2 separate regions of the Mus musculus genome follow, and region 2 is linked to region 1. A link is a loop called in an ENCODE intact Hi-C map of the cell type or tissue named here. Cell type or tissue: gastrocnemius. All regions are shown on one strand.

The links. Hi-C counts contacts between places; a loop is a spot of excess contacts. Peaks named below come from ENCODE experiments on the same cell type or tissue, not always from the same donor. Only the 100,000 strongest peaks of a DNase experiment are listed, where the experiment ranks them.
Region 2: a loop joins it to region 1, with 3.0 times the contacts of the local background. A loop is called at or near these places in 25 of 42 quality-filtered maps.

What each region holds. Positions count from the first base shown.
Region 1 is chr19:10,203,599-10,206,098 of GRCm38, forward strand. It overlaps Fen1 (flap structure specific endonuclease 1), which reads right to left and starts at 795. Exons shown (of 3, transcript NM_007999.6): 1 at 497-795; 2 at 90-421. It overlaps Tmem258 (transmembrane protein 258), which reads left to right and starts at 604. Exons shown (of 4, transcript NM_026919.1): 1 at 604-666. The coding sequence starts at 664. In gastrocnemius, a CTCF peak has its summit at 1,134; DNase peaks (open chromatin) are centred at 376, 579 and 1,151; H3K4me3 peaks cover 1,680 bases; H3K27ac peaks cover 1,564 bases.
Region 2 is chr19:9,915,149-9,917,648 of GRCm38, forward strand. No RefSeq gene overlaps it. Among named protein-coding and RNA genes, the nearest start is that of Gm50340, 17 kb to the left of the region's middle. In gastrocnemius, a CTCF peak has its summit at 973 (motif pointing right); a DNase peak (open chromatin) is centred at 989.

The sequences.
Region 1 (2,500 bases):
CACAGAACTTCCCCGCTCCATACTCCTCACAAGGGCCCTAGGATGAACACGCTCTGGTCTCTGAGTCCTCACTGGAAGGAGGGTACTACCTTCTTCCTACCGGCGAAGAGGAATGTTCGGAGCAGAGCGAATGGCCCAAGCCCGGGCTGCCCGGTGCTGTTCCCGCGGCTCTGCCGCTTTCAGAGACGCTTCCGCGAGACCTCACCCCGTCTCGAGTGCACGAGCCTTAAGCAGCTAGCAGTGGTTTGGAGTCCACAGCGTTCTCTGGACAGTCCCGAGCCCGTTCTTTCAGTATCGTTCCCAGCTTCGCCGCCTTCCAAAGCCCGCGCTCTCGTCACGTGATCTGCCAGGCGCGAACAGCCTCCTGGGAAATGTAGTGTATGCCCCACCAGGTCCGATAGCAGCTTTCATAGTGGGCGTTCTTTCTGGGGAAAAAATGAATTAAAACCTAAACTTCACACCACCCTTTCCCACAGTCCGACTCCATGCTACTCACAGCAGGTCCGCATAGTCCTAGTTCCCGTTACTCCTGAGAACATGGGACTACAAGTCCCACAATGCCACGCGCAAGGGACCACATCCTTTTCCTGTTGCTCAGTGCGCTTGCTCCTGCCGACGTGTTCTTCCGGTGGCGGATCGGTGGTTTATCCTGTGCGGGGCAAAATGGTGAGATGATGGGAGTTAACGGACAGTGCTGTGGCCAGGACCTAGGGCTCTTGTGTGCCCGGTCCTCACCGCGTTCTTCCGCGGAGGCCTCAGTATGGAGTGCCCGGTGGGTGGGACGCCGCTGAAACTCTAGTTTGAGTTAGGGACGGGAAAGCAAGCCCCTTACCGTGTATTCCTCAGGCTGAGGTTTCCATCACAATGTGCTTATGATGTTGTTGACTATAATTCTGAAGGTCACAGGGTGCACTTTGAAAACCTTCGCGTTTTTATTTTTCTTTCTTATGATCAGTTATCTCTATCTGGAAGGATTCCCTTGCTGAAATCTTACTTATCCCGCAAGGCCCTTGTATAAATACCATTTCCTGGTAAAACACTTGTAACTCTCATAGGTACTTGTCTTGTCTTCTGGGAGCTCTCAGTCTGTACACACCTCTTGCCACGTTTCCTGGACTTCTTTTTTTTAATCTGCCACGCCTCCTAGTGACCACCATCTGACGTGCATCTAGTTCTGGGATGATGTCTATTCGTCTTTGTATTCCTGTTGCCCAACACTGGGCCTGCATTTGGAGGTTCCATAAATGGCAGCGATTGTCCTTGGCTCTTTTAGGGGGGAAGGGGGACATAATTGTTTACTGAATTGAATTCCTGTGTCTCCTAGAACAATGGGCTCAGTCTACTTCTCTGGAGTTGTTATGTTCTGGACTTTAGAAACATTGGCAAGAAAGTGACAATGGAAGTTAACATTTGTACAGAACTTTACGTTTATAGCCCTTTCACAGGGATTATCTCATCGTCTTCTCTGCAACTTTAGGAAGGAAACAAATACCTATTGAGCAGTTACTCTGTGCCGGGCAGTAAACTAGATGTGTCAACATTCATCTTTCTCCAATCATGCATCAGCCCTGTGACACAAACAGTGTTATAACTACTTAACTCAGACTGAGGATTCAGTAGGGCCAGAATTATCCCAATTGTCTTCTGCCAGGAGATCCCCGTGGCTCCCCCCTAAGGCAATGAAAAGCAGTACTCCTACATTAGAATTTGAGCTGTCTGTACTAGTGTAGGCTCCGGCTTCCTGTACAAATTAACGGCTTAGAGTCTGGACACAGATCCAAAAGCAGTGGGAATTGTGGGCAAGCGTTTTTCTTTAGGTGTCTTCCCCCAGACAGATCCATGACTTACATAGTGATCATTAGCTAGAAACCCCTAAGAGCCATTATCCTCTGACTCTTAGCTGCTCTTATCTCACTGAAAGTGGCTGCTGCCATTCTTTGTTGTTATTGTTGTTTGTTTTATTTCCCAGTGTTGGGGATCACACTTAAGACTTCATGCATGCTAGGCAAATGTTCTACCACAAAGCCTGCCACGTCCCTACTTTTAAGATGTGATGTAGAGCTAGGAGATGGCTCATGGGCAAAGGGTTTGGTGTGCAAGCCTGATAGCCTGAGTTGGATCCTAGAACCCACATTACTTTTTAAAATCCAGGTGTGGCCAGGCGATGGTGGTGCATGACTTTAATCCCAGCATTCAGAAGGCAGAGGCCGTCAGATCTCTGTGAGTTTGGGGCTAACCTGGTCTATAGAGTGAGTTCTAGGACAGTCAAAGCTACCCAGAGAAACCCCGTCTCAAAACCAAACAAACAAAAGCCAGATGTGGTAACCCCAGAACTCACACACCGCAAGATGGAAAATGGACACAAGAGAAATGTCCAGAAGCCTTAGGGCTGCTTACCCTGGAATGCGTGTTACAGTGACCAAAGCCCAAGAGAGACCTTGCCTCAAGCATGGCAGAAGGCGTCTCTCAGAAAGTTGTCCTCTAACGTCTAAGAAAGGAG
Region 2 (2,500 bases), 290 kb before region 1:
GCCAGAGGTTGACATGGATGTCTTCCTCAACCACTCTCCACCATACATGTTGAGGCAGCGTCTCTCTCTTAGACATACACTGTGAGTGCATTCACCCACCGTAGCCCACGGCTCCCGGGAGCCTCCATCAACCACTGCCTCTCAAGAGCTGAATTAATAGGTGGGCCTCAAACTTGCTTTGCAGTCAAGTCAAGGGCGACTTTGAACTCCTGATCCTGCGTCCACCTCCCAAGTGCTGGGATGACACCATGTGCCACGGGACCTATCATATCATCTTGCTGCTTATGCTCATAGCTGCTGGAGTTGTGTCGCTCTTTGGTACAGTGAAGTCCTAGGTTCAGTCACAAGCGTACACACACAAACATACACATGAGCGAGATCTTTACAATGATACTACATAATACCAGTTTTAATCAAAACACATAATACTCTATATGTTAGTGGGTACATATATCAATTGCAGCAGTATTATTACATATATCTTTTTAAAAAAAAAAAAGAGCATCCTGATTTTTATTTTTACCTCCAAGGCAAAAGAGAAATAGTTTGTGTTTTGGAGGAATAATATTGTGGAGATAGTTTTGATTAGTTTTAAGATCTAAAAATGATATTTAAGACACTTCAATAATATGAATAAAAATGGACATGATGGCAAATGCTTGTAATACCAGCACTCTGAAGGTGAAGGCAAGAAGACTAGAAGTTCTGGATCGCCCTCAGCTACAGAGTGAGTTAGAGGCTAACCTGAGCAGCATAAGCCCTGTCTCAAAGAAGGAAAAATAAATTAATTACAATATTGCTGGCCTTTATGTGTGTTCACAAGTGGGATAGATATCTCAGCTATTGTTCATGTACTGGAATTCCTGATGCCTTGTCCCTTTCTCTTTAGTCTGCCACACTTTCTTTTGTGAAGTAGTACTTTCAGAAGTCATTACTGAATATCCTTAGTCCTTCATAGACAGTAAATGCAATTGCTTGAATGCCCACTTGAGGGAGCCAGAGGACAAGGCCGGCCAGCCACTGTGGTTCTAGGAAAGCTTTGTCTTTGGGTTGGTTGGTTGTTTTTGGTTTGGTTTGGTTTGGTTTGGTTTGGTTTGCTGGGGGGGGGGGGGGGGGGTTGTTTTGTTTTTTGTCTTGTTTGCAGTATTTGGGGGTTGTTGTTTTTTGTTTGTTTGTTTGTTTGTTTGTTTGGGAGTTTTGTTAGTTTTTTTTTTCTTGTTTGCAGTGTTTTGAATTCTGTGTTTCCTCTGTGTTTCCCACATGCTAGGTTAGCATACCCCTGGTTGAAAATCAAACTATTGTTGGGGGTAAAGGCTTAACTTGCTATCAGACACAAGATCTTACTCCAGAAGTCTTCCATAGTGAGGCTCTATTTGCTTGGCCTTGGGTACACCTAAATATAGGCACACGTGCACACACACACACACACACACACACACACACACACAGTTCCCTTACTGTCTCTGTGGCTCAATTAAGGCATTCGGCAAGGTTGATGGTTCAAGCCCACCCAGGGACAACAACCTCAGGTTTTTAACAACTTCCAGTCAACTGTGGCCTTTTCAGGAAAATATACATTCCCTTAGAATACCTGCTGTTCCTACATCCTACTTAGAAATTCCCAAAACCTGTCACAGGCTTACCGCCGCCCATCTCACCATCCTCACCCCCACCAAAAAAAAAAAAGTGTTTTCTTGTATGAGCAATACAAGTCCATAAGCAACCTTTGACAGGGGCGGCGATAAACAAATGGCTCAGCATTTAAGAGCACTACATTATCTTCCAGAGGACCCTGGTTCAGTTCCCAGCACTCATATGGCCAACCACTCACTGGTCTGTAATTCCATCCAGTTCCAGGGAATCTGACGCCCTCTTCTGGCTTCTGCAGGTGCCAGGCATGTGCGGAGACATCCTAGCATAGAAACACCTATACATGTTATCATGGTTTGTATATGCTTGGCCCAGGTAGTGGCACTATTTGGAGGGGTGGCCTTGTTGAAGTAGGTGTGGCCTTGTTGGAAAAAGTGTGTCACTGCAGGTGTGGGCTTTGGGACCCTTGTCCTAACGGCCTAGAAGCCATTCTTCTCCTAGCAGCCTTCAGATGAAGATGCAGAACTCTGTTTCTCCTCCACTCCTGACTGGACACTTACATGCCGCTGCCTTGATGATGATGAACAACCTCTGAACCTGTAAGCCAGCCCCCATTAAATGTTGTCCTTAAAACAGTTGCCTTGGTCATGGTATCTGTTCACAGCAATAAAACCCTAAGACACAGGTAAATAAACAATTTTTTAAAAAATAAACTATATTCTTGAGTTAACTTATGCACCTGTTAGACCAAGCCCAGGACCTTGAAAACATGGGTCATGTCCTTGTGCAGAGCCTTTAGTGAGTCATGCCTCTCTGAGGGGCACATTACAGGGGCAGGGAGATGAAAAACAAAACAAGCAAACAAACAAAAAAAAAAACCTGTCCTCTTCCCAGGGAGCATAAGCAAAGA